2 separate regions of the Homo sapiens genome follow, and region 2 is linked to region 1. A link is a loop called in an ENCODE intact Hi-C map of the cell type or tissue named here. Cell type or tissue: sigmoid colon. All regions are shown on one strand. Links, peaks and the distances in the headings refer to the core of each region. The heading gives the core; the rest is flanking DNA.

Region 1 (6,771 bases), core at 426-4,425:
GGCATGAGCCACAGTGCCTGGCTGGTTTGAATTTTTAAATGATGATGAATTCATGTATGACTGATGTGATTTTTATTAGAAAGAGAAAACTAGGCAGCGCCCCATCCTATGTCTCCTTCCTGGTGGCCAATGAAGCATTTCCCACAACTCACTCCTGGCACCAACAGGAAGTCAGACACTCAGCACCCAGGGGCTGCTTTTTTTTTTTTTTTTTTTTTTTTTGAGACAGGCTTGCTCTGTCACCCAGGCTGGAGTGCAGTGGCAGGATCTCAACTCACTGCAAACTCCACGTCCCGGAGCATGCCTCAGACTCATAAGTAGCTGGGATTACAGGCGTGAGCCACTATGCTCAGCTAATTTTTGTATTTTTAGTAGAGATGGGGTTTCACCATGTTGGTCAGGCTGGTCTCGGACTCCTGACCTCGGTAGATCTGCCTGTCTTGGCCTCCCATAGTGCTGGGATTATAGACGTGGGCCATCACACCCAGCCAACAGGGATTCATTTTTTAAAGGTAAGAGTGCAGGCTGCATAAGCTATTATCCATGTCGTTACATACCAGGCGGGCATGTACCTAGGCGAGAGGGAGACTGAACCAGTGAAATTCTAATGACAAAAAAAAGAAATCAGTCATCCCCTACATTCACATGTCCAACGCCCAGCTGGAAGCCACAGGCTCTCCCCACTCCTGTCCTACGATTTTTCCCGGCTTTGACCTGCATGGTGGTGCGGCTGCTCCGCTCAGAGCCTCAGAGAAACCACACAGAGCCCTGCTGAGTCTTGCCCTCGGGGCATTCTCACATTTATGAAGAAATGCCTCCCCCTCCCCCTTCTCCCCAAAGTACGGTGTGGCAGAAAACAGCGCCAACAGGTCCTGCCAGTCAGAAGCCACTCCCCTGATTTCATGGCTCAAGACCCCAACTATAAATTAACCCTTCCCACCTTGAATGTGTACACACACTACTGAGATCCAGGCCGATCCTTGCCATGGGATGAACCTGAGAATTGCCAAGACCCGCCTTCCCACGCCACCCAACCAAATCATGTGGTATCTGGTACAAGTCATTTTCCCCCTGAAATCCCACAAGAAAACTATTTTGAGGCCGGGCACGGCGGCTCACGCCTGTAATCCCAGCACTTTGGGAGGCCGAGGCGGGCGGATCACAAGGTCAGGAGATCGAGACCATCCTGGCTAACACGGTGAAACCCCGTCTCTACTAAAAATACAAAAAAAATTAGCCGGGCGTAGTGGCGGGCGCCTGTAGCCCCAGCTACTCGGAAGGCTGAGGCAGGAGAATGGCGTGAACCCGGGAGGCGGGGCTTGCAGTGAGCCGAGATCGCGCCACTGCACTCCAGCCAGGGCGACAGAGTGAGACTCCATCTCAAAAAAAAAAAGAAAAGAAAAGAAAACTATTTTGAAAAGCAGTTCTCTCTGGCCTGGTGAAGAACACACCAGCACCATGCCCACCAAAATAGGAGCCCCATGGCTGTTTCCCAGAGTAACCTGGGACCCGAACCTCCATTCACTGTAACACAGACTGAATCTGCAGCCAAGCTCCGCTCTCTCACTACTGGGCAACCCTCAGGGGGGATCCCTTAGCCTAAACCAGCACCAGTCACTACCCGCACACGATTTTATTACTACTGTTTTCTTATGAGTCAGCCCGTGTCACTGATTCCTGACGAGCTGGTGTGGAGAGCAGAAATGAATAATTTTCTTTTTAACTGCAATTTCGTTTTCACCAACCAGTCAGCAATCGGAGCTTTAACAATAAACCGGTTGCTCAGTTACTCCACGTGGGTGCCACGCAAGAGGCTGGGAGTATTGCTCAGCGGGGCCAACGGGAGGCTGGCACTTGCCTGAACCGCTTAAGTGGGGGAATGAAATGCCCACCGAAGGGCAGGGCAGGGACCCTGCTGTCCCGTCACTGAAGATATTCCCAGCCTGTGGGGAGAAGTGTAAAAGAATGAATGAAAGAAACGCACTTGGTTTCTGGGACCAATGACCTTAGCCTAGAACTGCCGGGACGGTCCAGGAACGCAAAAATGTAGAGATGTGGGAGCCAGGGGCGTAGTGATGCAAGGATGCAGGGACCCAGGGACTACGACCTCCCAACCCCCGGCCCGCGCCCCGTACTCACGCACGGAGTGGCAGGCTACGAGCTTGGCTGCCTCCTCGGGCACCGGGCAGGTGGGGAAGAGCGGCTTGAGCAGGTAGGTGGCGAAGACCAGGGCCACGATGTACTGCGATGAAGGCCGGATGATGAGCAGCTCGATCCAGAGCTTGAGGAAGGCGGGCAGCGAGCCGTAGACGTCCAGCATGTAGGCGTAGTCGCCGCCCGATTTGGAGATGGTGGTGCCCAGCTCCGCGTAGCAGAGCGCGCCCACGATGGAGAAGACGCCGCACGCGGCCCACACCACCAGCGCCAGCCCCGGCGAGCCTGCCTCCTTGAGCACGCCCGTGGGCGTCACGAAGATGCCCGAGCTCATGATGGCGACCACGATGACGGCCACGCCCTTGAGTAGCGTGATGTTCCCCTGCAGGGTCACGCCCTCGCCCTCGCCTGCCGGCGCCGCGCCGTCCGCGCGCTTGGCGGCCATCATCTTCTCCCGCGCCTCTTCCTTCTCCTCGGCCACCGGGGCCGCTAGCGCGCGCCGCTTCGGGCCCGCACCCGCCATGCTCTGCTTACCGGCCGGGCCTGGGACACCCGGGAGCCGCAGCCGAGCGAGGATTGTGCGCGCCGCTCGCCGCCCGCCGCCCGCAGCTGCGTCAGGAACCCCGCCCGCGCCGCCTTTTAGGCCCCGGCCCACTGGCCCCGCCCACCGTCCGCGGCTCCTCCCCGACCCGTGGCCCGGCCGCGGCCCTCAGCCCCGCCCCCTCGACCCAGCTCGGAGCACGTGCGTCGTCCGGCCTAGCCTGGCAGGCGATTCCCAGGCCCGCGTGGTCCTCGAAGGCCCCCGTACTCCTGCGCCATGGAGACCCCGGCCTCGCGACCTACCCCCCCGGCGCCCGCGTCATCCCAGCCCGTCCTCCCGGGTGCGCCTGGGCGGGGCCTGGCAGTCAGGGCGAGCCCCTTCACCCACTGGCCCGCAGCCTCTCGTCAAGCCTGGGAGCGGGCAGTGCACCAGGGCTGGCCTGAGGCCAAGGATGGGGTTTGGGGTACCCCCCGAAGGGAACCTAGGCTCCTGTCCCGGATGGGCCGAGGGGATGGAACCGCCCCCACAACCAGCTCCTGGGGCACGGGGGAGGGATGAGAAGATGACCTGAGGGGAAGCTCCTGCAGCCTCCTTCCAGCCTGGGGGCTGCATCAATGTGGCTGGTGAGCCGCGAACTGAGACGAGGGAAGAACCGAACCGAGGCCACCCAGTAATTCCCATTGTATCCCAAAAGAATCTTGCCAAAGATGGCGATCCGGTGCCCGTAGCTTTGAGAAGCAGTAATAACACAGGCTTTGGGAAGCCAGCACTCTGCCTGAGCTCAATTTAATCAACAGAACCGGGGGTTCACCGGGAGCCATAAGACCCCCACCCCCAAATCTAGCTGGGAAATTCAAAGGCAGGCTTCAGTGTGAAGGGGCTTTAAAGCTTGTTATTCCTGGGGAATGCGAGAGGCATCTTAGCTAAAAAGGGTTGAGAGGTAATTTCAGTTAGAGGCGAGAGCAGGATGCCAAGGCTCCTAGGCCTGGAAACGGGAAGGAATATAAATACTGCCCCGAGATTGACCAGACTGGTGAGCAGCCAAAGACCTGTTCAAAGGGTGTGTGTGGGTCAGGGAGGAAGCTCCTCGGTATCCCCCCAACCCGGGGTTCCTTGGCGTGTGTCCTAACGAGTACTTGGAAGCTCACAGCAGGCATGTGGGGAGGCCTTTGTTCTGGGTGAGCGTTCAGCCTCCCAGGGCAAACACGCAAACACCGGTTGCAGAGCTGGGTGTTCACAGCAAGACAGTCTGCTGGGCAGATGCCTCTGGAATCCACAGAATTCTGAACAATAGCCGTGGTGGAGGGGGGGTCAGAATCCCTGTCGTGCTGGGACCTCTAGCTGCAGCCAGGAATGTCCAGGCCCCACCCCGGGGAGGAGGCGGCTGAGGAATGCCACGGCTTGTCATTCTGGACCTTGCTCGCCCCCCGGTATGGCAGGCATTCCTCTGCAGTGATAAAACCAAGCGAAATCTCAGCAGCCCAGGCAGCCACCGGCAGGGGAGTGCGGAGGTCGCACAGATACTAACTTGTAATCTGCCGTCCACGCTGCGGGCTGTGGAAGGTGCAGAGAGCCCTCCATCCACCCTATTCTTCCCGCTGTGCCTGCAGAGGGAAGGAGACAGTACCACCATGGCTGGACAAACTCACCGAGTGCTCACTGAGTCCTCCCCTAGATAGCTTCTTGTGCAATAGGGTAGGTGCCAGTTAGGAGCAAGGTTAGAGATTATAGGGCCAGATTTTTTGCTTAGGTTCAACTACGCAAAATAAAAATAGACTTTGCATGCATTTCAGGCACTGGGCTGACGACCGGCCACCAGGGAGGCTCCGCCCCACTTCTTAGCTTTGGCCCCAACGTTAGTCTTGTTGCTGCTCTCAGGCGTGCTCTGCGTGTGAAAGATGACTTGGAGGCTGGGCGCGGTGGCTCACGCCTGTAATGCCAGCCCTTTGGGAGACCAAGGTGGGAAAATCTCTTGAGCCCAGGAGTTCAAGACCAGCCTGGGCAACATAGGGAGACCCCGTCTCTACAAAAAATACAAAAACTAGCCCAGCGTGGTGGTGGTGCACCTGTAGTCCCAGCTGCTGGGGAGGCTGAGGTAGAAGGATCACCTGAGCTGGGGAAGGTTGAGGCTGCAGTGAGCTGAGATCACGCCACTGCACTCCAGCCTAGGCGACAGAATGAGACCGGTCTTTTTTTTTTTTTTTTTTTTTTTTTTTTGAGACGGAGTCTCGCTCTGTTACCCAGGCTGGAGTGCAGTGGCGCGATCTCGGCTTACTGCAAGCTCCGCCTCCTGGGTTCACACCATTCTCCTGCCTCAGCCTCCCAAGTAGCTGGGACTACAGGCGCTCACCACCATGCCCGGCTAATTTTTTGTATTTTTAGCAGAGACGGGGTTTCACGGTGTTAGCCAGGATGGTCTTGATCTCCTGACCTTGTGATCCCCCCGCCTCGGCCTCCCAAAGTGCTGGGATTACAGGCGTGAGCCACTGCGCCCGGCGAGACTGGTCTTGAAAAAAAAAAAAAAGATGACATGGAAGCAACAGTAGGAGCCGGGGTCAGAGTTCAGGCCCGTCCATCCGTGGATGATGGATAAACCCAGCGTAGTCCGCCATCCCTTGGAGAGTCATTCAGCTGCACACAGGAAGACGCGCTGCAATGTGCAGGACCCCTGAAAACACTGGGCTGCGTGAAAGGGTCAGTGACCACGGGTTGTATGATTCCGAGTGCACGAATGTTCAGGACAGGAGGATCCAGAGAGACGGACGAGATTCGTGGCTGCTTAGGGCGGGGGGAAGGGGCGATGGAGAGTGAGGGCTGAGTGGATGGGGTCTCTCTTTGGGGTGATAAAATGTCTTGGAACTAGATGATGGGGATGGTTGCCCAACACTGGGAGTGACTTAAACACCACGGATTTGTACGTGTTTAAATGACTAACGGTTAATGTTATGTTATGTGTGAACTATACATCCAAAAGATAAAAGCAGTTCAGGCCTAGAATCGAACGGTCCTGGGTTCAGATCTCACCTCTACCACTTGCTGGTTAATGTGGCACCAGGCGAGTGACTCGGCTCAGCTTTCAAAGTCTCAGTTTCCTCTTCTGTGAAGCAGGGAGACACCTGCGCCCGCCTCCTGGGGACCAGCAGGTAGAAGACCCTGAGCCGCTGGCATTGCCATCACTGCAGAACTGTGCTCCCAGGGCTGGCAGGTGGAGGACCCTGAGCCTCTGGTGTCATCCTCACTGCAGAACTGTGCTCCCGGGGCTGGCGGGTGGAGGACCCTGAGCTGCTGGTGTTGCCGTCACTGCCGAACTGTGCTCCCAGGGCTGGCCGAATGCCTGGCTTCCACCCTCAGACTTTCTTTCCAATGTGTGCAGAGGGAACACGGAGGGACAGCAGTTGCAGCAGCCCACACTTGCTGTGTCGGGCATGGTCTCAGTGGCTGGAGCGTGAAGATGGAGGCGGGGATGGGAGTGGGCGGCTCTGAGTCAAGGGACACCTGGAGCCCCCAGAAGCTGGAAGAGGCAGGAGGGGTCCTGGAGCCCCCGAGGGAGTCTGGCCCTGCCACCACCTTGATGTTGGCCTCTGGCCTCCGGGACTGTGAGAGAAGAAAGGGCTGTTGTCCTAAGCCCCTGTTTGCAGACAAAGGGAATAATCTCAACATTGAAAAAATATGGCCTTAATCTTTAGTGCGTAGGTGGCAAACTTACCTTCAGGATGGCAGAGACAGATCTTTTTTTCCTGTTGACAGGCATTTTAACATTTCCAGAGACACAGGAGCCAGGTTCTCCTGCTTGGCCTCTGCAGTATGAGCCAAACCTGCCTATTGTTAAGTGATTGAATGAGTTGATGCTCACCTTGAACTTTCTTCCACTCTACCCTGGATTACAAGAAGAATTCATTGCTCAGCCCACGTCCCAGCATGAGGCTGGAAGCAGCTGTGAATTTTGTAGAGACTGGAGGGCCCTGCACTCTTTGCAGCTGCCAGCTTCAGCGCTGCTTTCTTCGGCTACTTTGCCCCGCCTCTCAGTTTTGGGGACAGTGGCTGCAGGGCAGATGCCATTCAACCAGGTCAAATTT
Region 2 (7,907 bases), core at 1,936-5,935, 650 kb before region 1:
TATGATCCTCAGCAAACTAACGCAGGGACAGAAAACCAAATACTCACTTATAAAGTGCGAGCTAAATGATGAGAACTTATGAATACAAAGAAGGAAACAACAGAAACTGGGGTCTACTTGAGGGTAGAGGGTGGAGGGTGGTAGGAGGGAGAGGAGCAGAAAAGATAATTACTGGGCTCTGGACTTAACACCTGGGTGATGAAATAATATGTACAACAAACCCCCATGACACATGTTTACCTGTGTAACAAACCTTGACATGTACCCCCAAACCTAAAATAAAAGCTAAAAAAAAAAAGTTACCAAAAATAAATAAATAAAAATGCTCAGGATATTCAGAAAAAAAGAAAAAACTGAAAAAAGTGGGAAAAAAATAGAAAAACAAAAGAAGGACAGATTTACCCAAATACAATCTTTAAATGGTAGGATAATTGCTAGATGAAAAAGAAAAGTTTGCACTGATACATAACAAACTCGTCATGGTGGTTTATTAATTATTTATATAATTTAAAAGTGGTTTTTTAAACAAATTGCTAGACATTTCTGAGCCAGAAGCGAGGTGATTTCTCTAAGATGACTCTGGCTACTTAGGACTCTTATTCCTACCTTCAACTGGTTTGTTGGAAAATCCATGTACAATTTAGTATTTATAAAACTTTGCCAACTGCTATAATAATGGCAGCCACTGAAATTACGTTGTTAATGAAGTGTGGACCAGGAGCCAGAAGTGTAGCAGGAAACAGACACTAAACAGAAGTCAACGTCAGTCACCCGGGCCTCCCCAGGTCTAGGGAGCTTTCATGGACCTCTATGATCCAAACTAAAAGATCTTTGAAAACCGGCAGTGGGACAGAAGGTGTTTTTTATGAAAGGCTGGAGCTTTAAACTTTGCCTAAAATACTTGGCTTCCTCCAAATAGTGCCTGGATAAATTGGGGGTCGTCTTCAAGAGGAATTCTCTCTGAGGATAAGCTCTGAGTATACAGTAAGTTTAAAATGAAGAGCACAATCATTCCTGTAGTTATTAGAGATTAGTCATATCAAGGCCTGTCCCCTTCTCCACCCGCAAAGAGAGCAATGACAAAAATACATGTCCAAACATGCCCTCAAAGACTTGTAGTTTTACTTAGGCTTCAAAAATACACTGAAGCTCTTATAAGGGCTTTTGGTATGGAAAACAACCATCCTAAGTAAGTTTTTTAAAAGACTTTTTATGCTTTAAGACTACAGCTAGTAAGCCATAAGTACAACTCATTACAATTTCAAATGGCAAGGGGTTAATTCTTGGAAGACCATGGTACAAGGGAAGCAACTGTGCGAGCTGAATTATCTCAAAACAAGGACTGTACCATGTGGAGGGCCTGGTTTCCAGATTTGTGTTCCTAAAGACTAGAATGCTGAAAGAAACAAAAGGCCCAAACTTACACAAACCCCACATGCTCACAGACTGGCAACTCTAATTCCCAGGCACGCTGACTCACCAGGGTTTACTGCTCAGCTCCTGCTGCTGAGTGAGGCATGGGCACCCAGCGAGATAAGAGGATTTCCTGGCCTCCATCTGACCCACCTACCCCAGGCCACTCACCCCGCCCCCACTGGACAGATGCTTCATCCTAGCAGCTTCCTCCAAATCCTGGCGCCAAGGCCTTCAGGTAGGGACAGAACAGATGGGGCTCCCAAAGAGGCCCTAATCCCATTGAGCCAACCAGCCCTCCATGTAAGAGTATCTTTTGACTACCTGACACAGCAGAACCAGCTGAAACCTGAAAGCTTTTAACATGACCAGCAGATGAAAAAAAGGAGAAGAAAATTAGTTTCAACAGATGATCAATCAGCAAATGCCAGAAGGTTGGATCGTTCTTCCACTCTGGTCTCTTTCTTTGAAATGCCCCCATTCCATTGAGTGTTGAGGCGAGTGGTGGTCTAAACCCAGAAGAAAATATCTCCAGATCTGGTAAGTATGGTCCCCCGATTACTCTGATTACTGCCCAGTGGTCTACCTTCTTCTGTGTCTACCCCCTTCTCTGGGAAAATACTTTTGCTCTCCCAGAGCTTTCCCCAGGCTCCATCACAGTGCCCAGCCCCATGGCCCAGGCTGGCAGCACTTCAAGTGTTTTAAAGTTGAAGGTCTCCCGTAGACTCACTAGCTGATGGCTAACAGCTAATAATAGCAGTCATCAATTATTGAGCACTTGATACGGTGCCAGGCACTATGCTAAGCACTTTTGGGGACATGAACTCACATATACTCATCACAGCCTCATTTAAAAACAAGGAAACTGAGGCTGAGGAAAGTAAATTACCCATGATCACACATCTGGCTCAAGATACCATGACATTTACCCCTAGGCTAGATTGCTGAGCCCACCCCCAGCAAAGCATCTAGAGAGAACACATGACGGACCGGCCCCAAGTTCAGGAGTGACACCACAGCAACCCCAGAGCAGCAAATCTCACCATCAGCCACTGGAGAGAGAACACATGGTCTGTGCTCGGTGCTCAAGAAGGATCTCCTACTCGCTGCCATGATCCAGGCAAGCACCATGCACCCAGGCTCAGCCCCACCAGACGTGGAAACGAGAATTAGTCCAGATGCCCTAAACGTGTGACGTTTTTGTCCACCAGCACAGTTAAAAGCTCCAGCTCTGAAAAGGACGCCCAACTGCGCCACTGGCTAATTGTTTGACCCTAATGGAAGCCTGAATTTCCTCAATCTGCAAAATGATATCTGCCTGATAGAGCTCTTGAAAGGATTCAGTGAGGAACTGCAGATTAAAGGTACATGGCTTCAGAGAAAACACTTGATATGACAGCTGTTACTGTATCAGTAGTAGTAGTAGCTCAGTAGTATCTGGTTAGCCTGTTGGAAGCCCCAACTTACCCCATCTGAACAATGGGCTCCAGGCCTCAGATTCCACAGGCCCAGCTGGCCAGGACTTCCTATCCCTGCACTGAGTCACTGGCCCAGGGCTTGTTCCAAAACCGATTATCTTGCCACAGCACTGATCCTACTCAAATACACCACTACCCAGTAATGCTTGGAGGATCAGACTCTCCACAACACAGGATTTCCTTGTGATTGATCCTGAATAAAATCAAGCTGAGTATCTGCTGTGCCCAACGGACAATGAATTGCTGGTTATGCCCAGTCCCTAACCTGGAGCAGGCTTTCAGCCAGTTCCAAACTCCTTCCCCTCTCCACTTAGTCCCAACTCTGTAGATCTCTGCAAAAGAAAGGATGTCTAGCTTTCCACTCAGTTACTAATTTAATGGAACTGCCTTCCCAGTTGGTCCTCCTCCCCATCACTGCCACCTCTGAAGTGGACAGCCTCAGCACAATCTGGACATCCCAGCACCAAATTTTCAACAGCAACAGAGCATTATTAGTCCTGAATATCATTTGGTATTTGTTAATACATTAAGAAAGCTATATATAAATGTAGCTCTGTGAAGCAATTACCCCCATTTTACAGGAAACTAAACACAGACAAACTGAGGTCAAGGAGTCTATTTAGGAATGGAGGAAACAGAAGCGCAGTGATGAAGAGGATGAGCTCAGACAAACCAAGACAAACCATTGCCATTGCCATGGCAATCTCACCAAATAATGGGAACTGTCCGCATGGAACTTTAAATCGAGGCAGTTGTACCTCAAAGCACTATTGGGTAGAATAAATAACGCAGGTAAATGCTCTGCTCAATACCTGACTCACAGAAAGCATTTGGTTGGTGTTAGCCTCTATAATAGTTATAATTATTGTCACAACTTTGGTGACAGAATCGTCTCCCTTCTCCTAGAACAGTGCTCTTTTCAGGAGCCAGCCCAGATCTCCCATAGCGATTCAGGTCTGCTCACAATAAGTGACCATTCTCCTGCATTAGCAAGGGACACAAATGGGTTGAATGGAGCCAGAGACAAGGAGGGATGTGGAGAAAGAAAAGGCAGAAGAAAGAAGGAAAAAAAAAACCCATGCACTGGGGAAACCAACTTCTAGGCTTTTTTTCTTTTCTACTTATAGCTTTGAGTGTTTACCTGAAAGACCAAAGACAGCAGCTCTGCTCAGCTTCTGCTGGACCAAGATCAGCCTCCAGCTTCTCTCCCTCAGTCTCAGCCCAGCTGCTCTGCCTCTCCCTCCCTCCTCTGCACATCAGCCTCCAGACTCTTTCCTCCCCTGTGCCAGCGCTGGCCGCTGTTCCTGGGGATGGGCTTGGCTGGCTGCCTGGTCCTAGGCCTGGAGCGGCCACTGCTGAGCCCAAAGGGCAATCCCAGAGGCTGCAGTCCCTGGGTTGCTCTAGCTCCAAAGAGGGATCAGGAAGTTGTTCCCATCTCCTAGGCAGATCATGAAATGACAACCAGGCAAGTCCCTGTCTTCTAGGGGCTTACTCTCAACTGTGTCTTACAGAACAGAACCACCACAGAGGACAAACTCACACTGAGACTCTGTACAAATGCAGACAGGAGAAGGAGAGAGAAGTGTGAACTACTATTACGGAAAGAAAGGTAGGGAGGGACTGGGGACGTGAAATCAGTATCTGTGGAGCCTGGGGCTACATGCTTCATATTCATCATCACCTTCAAGCCTCCCAACAACCTCAAGAAAATAGTTGTTGCAGCTTTCATAGATTAGGAAACAGGTCTCTTAACTACTAAGCAGTAAGGCTGGAAAATAAAACCAGTCTGCCAGACTTTCCATGGGCAAGTTTCAGAGAGAAGGCAGGTTTAATTCTGGTCCTTAAATGTCTATAAGCATGAAATGGAAAGGAGGAGGGAGAGGGTTGATATGGTTGGCTCATGTTATTAATGTATATTAATAACAATATTGTAAAAATAATTACATATATTTATTGGCATGAATTATCACATGTAATCCACGACTCTATAAGGAAGACAATATAATCTTCATTTTACAGAGGGAGGAAGTGAATAGAGCTTGAGGGAGGTAGCCTGAGGTCACACAGCCAATGGAGGAGAAGGATTCAAATCCAGGCAGTCTGACTCTAAACTCGCCACTTTCCATCACTGGTCTCACTACTGTTCTCTGCTATGATGTGTGCCAGGATATTCCCCTACCCCTAAGGAGGTCCTGGTGCCCCAAGAAGAAAATGTCCAACATCCTATCAATGCCTAAGTATATTCCTGAGGAACCAAGTCAATAGGAACAGAATACGCCCCCAGGAAGCCTTTGGTTCTGGTGTGAAATCCTCCTGAGCAATGTGCACTCTCGAGCAAGCCACTTAACCTCTCTGAGTTTCTGTGACACTGACATTAAAGTGAGAGGTCTGGGTTAGTCTTTCCAAGGTCTAATATTCTGGGACTACTTCACCTTTTTTGGCATTCAGTGAGGCCAAAGTTCTAAATGTGCAACCCTCCTAAGGACAGGCACTTTGCCTCCTTGGTGAACAGATCTCACACTACTCCTTGCCCAAGACTATCAGAGTCAAAGAAAAAGCAGAAGTCCAAAAGCAGAGGGAAAGCAGGGCTACTCCAATCTGAACAACGAGGGATAGGAAACACCAGTTTTGCAGCCTTCCCTCTCCTTAATCATCTTAGTTTGATCTCTGGAGGGTCAGTAACAGGTCCAGACATGGAAAACAGACCCAAGTAAACTGCTGCAGCTCGCTGGGTCAGGAAGCCCACTCAGAGGAATGCATGTTGGCTACTACTAATGGACAGCCTGTCACCCAAGGAACAGACTTGTGAAATGAGGAGCTAAAAAACAGGAGGCAAATGCTGGCACCAAAAGTCAGTGTCAGCAAAGCACTTGAGATCTGCTCTGAGGCTTCCTTGACAGAAGGGACCAATCCATTCCACTCCTCCATTCTGTTCCCATCTAGAATCTATTCAGCAGCAAGAAACCACTGCCAGATGCTGGTGCTCCTACATATTAACAATATAAAAAGCCCATCTTTTCAACTTTCATCTAAATAGTTTGTAGAGCTAGCTGGGTGCAGCTTTTTATTTCTTCCTACATATGTCAGATACCCAAAGGCCAGAGAACATAAGTACATGAATTCCTCAGACAGCTTTTCTACAGCTGCCAGGGGCTGAGGCGGTTGTACTGGCACAGCCATCCTCCGGAGAGTCTCAAGGACCACAGGAGCCCCTTGATCCCACCTGGGAGCAAGACTCTGAATGACCTGAGAAAAAGACGGAATATGGCTGGTGTCCATTTGTAAACTACTTCCTAGAAAGTAAATGTGCAAAAATAACAAGGAAGACTGAGGGAACACTTTAAATGCACAGTTGCTGCTGCCACTTCCAACTTAAGACTTCAAAGATCACCTTTGGAGATTAGGTCTTACCCAGAGCTACTTGGGAGGGAAAGTTGATCCCTCTGCCAAAGCAAACGAGACCCGTCTGCTTCTATTTTCCAGCTTTTAAAAGACTTTTTGTCCTAAAATGTACAGCAGCAACAAGCAACAGCAGTTCCAGTTAGGGTTGGGGAGGAACCCATGACTTTTTACATCAACCAATCTCAAAAGTGCAAAAGAAAAGAGGGAGGAAGGAAGGGAGAAAGGGGGTAGGGAGGACAGAGAAAACTTTTAAAAAAGAAAACTGGCTATGTTTCTATAAAAATCATCTTAGGTCACATGACTAAGACCAGCCAGTTTAGCATAAAGTCATTTCTTTTTGAAAGTGTTCTCAATGTCCCTCGCATTGCACCCTTTGAATTCACTACTAAGAATATATGTCCAGTTGAGGCCTCAGGACTGAAGCCAGTGTGGGCTGGCTAGAACAAATGCCTACTTGCCAAATACAGCCAAGCCAACACACGCACATACTATAAAGTTTCCAAATACCAAATAATGAACCATTTTTTTGGTCTCTGGGCTTCCAAACTGAGCTACATGTTTAATCCCACATAACTCAAAATAACCAAAAAAGGGCTATATCATTTCACTGACCCATACTTGAAATATTTTTTGCTGTCACTATTGATCTGGGCATTTCTAACTACCCACTTATGTGCAAGGGGGAGCATCATAAATGGGCACCAAATTTCTAGGTCATTCTTTGTTTTCACACCAGCTTTTCCAGTGACTTTCCCTGTTTAAAACCAGAAAGCCATCCTGGATTTGTACTGAACCTTAACTCTAATAAAAACGGCATGCCTGCTGCACTCTTCATCTCCGTTATAAGCTTGCAGCTTGTTTTATTCCTTAGGATGGAGCCTCAGTAGAGCCCACTGAAAGTAAACCACTGATTAGCACTAATACCCTCCTTCCAGTCAGCATATGGTTATCAGCCACCCTGGAGGTTTACCTGATTGTAGCTGATTAGTCCTCAAAACACCCAATTACCACATCAACTGCTCATTTTTCAATCACCTTCTGAGAACTTGGGAGTCAGCAACTCACTGAAAATTAGTGAACTGGAGATAAGGTTAGATTTTTGCATCTAAGTAAAAGGCAAGAAAGGAAATTATGAAATGAGTCCAAAGACGACGAAGGAACACAACATACAGATGATAAATGACTGCATCCAAATGTCTTAAAGGGCACCTGGATGACCACAAATGTAGATATGTGGTTTCGGGAGCCAAAGGCCTCTAAGTAGGCCTCAGGTTCACCACGTGGTAACCAATCAACCTCTTAATGTTTGCTAATTCTTAAAAAAAAAAAAAAAAATCTAAATCCATTAAGACCACATTTATCAGCTTTTTCCCCACGATGGAGGTTGACTGCTAATGCATAGCAGACAGGAAGAGGAAGAGGGACAGAAAAGATCCACACAATAAAAGAATTCCTGCTTTCAACCACATCAGTAACCTGGTCAGAAAAGTGAGGTCACTAGACTCTCTTTCCTGCTGGCAAATTCAAAAGTATTACATAATTATTTTGTGAAGTTTAGAAAGTACAGAGAGGCATAAAGAAAAAAAAAGCCAATCACTAATTTCACCACCTACG

The links. Peaks named below come from ENCODE experiments on the same cell type or tissue, not always from the same donor. Only the 100,000 strongest peaks of a DNase experiment are listed, where the experiment ranks them.
Region 2: it touches region 1 in a loop (8-fold over the local background); 1 of 110 quality-filtered maps calls a loop at or near these places.

Annotation. Positions count from the first base shown.
Region 1 is chr16:21,517,689-21,524,459 of GRCh38, forward strand. It overlaps the pseudogene SLC7A5P2. Among named protein-coding and RNA genes, the nearest start is that of MIR3680-1, 15 kb to the left of the region's middle. RefSeq lists silencers at 56-222, 2,478-3,137 and enhancers at 2,384-3,117, 3,118-3,850, 3,851-4,585, 6,053-6,771. In sigmoid colon, for the core only: no CTCF peak of the experiment used is centred there; DNase peaks (open chromatin) are centred at 2,143, 2,533, 2,863, 3,803 and 4 weaker places; H3K4me3 peaks cover 3,257 bases; H3K27ac peaks cover 2,193 bases.
Region 2 is chr16:20,864,863-20,872,769 of GRCh38, forward strand. All of the region lies in intron 1 of DCUN1D3 (defective in cullin neddylation 1 domain containing 3), which reads right to left. Among named protein-coding and RNA genes, the nearest start is that of DCUN1D3, 32 kb to the right of the region's middle. RefSeq lists enhancers at 731-1,930, 903-1,272, 2,038-2,538. In sigmoid colon, for the core only: no CTCF peak of the experiment used is centred there; a DNase peak (open chromatin) is centred at 4,179; H3K27ac peaks cover 1,059 bases.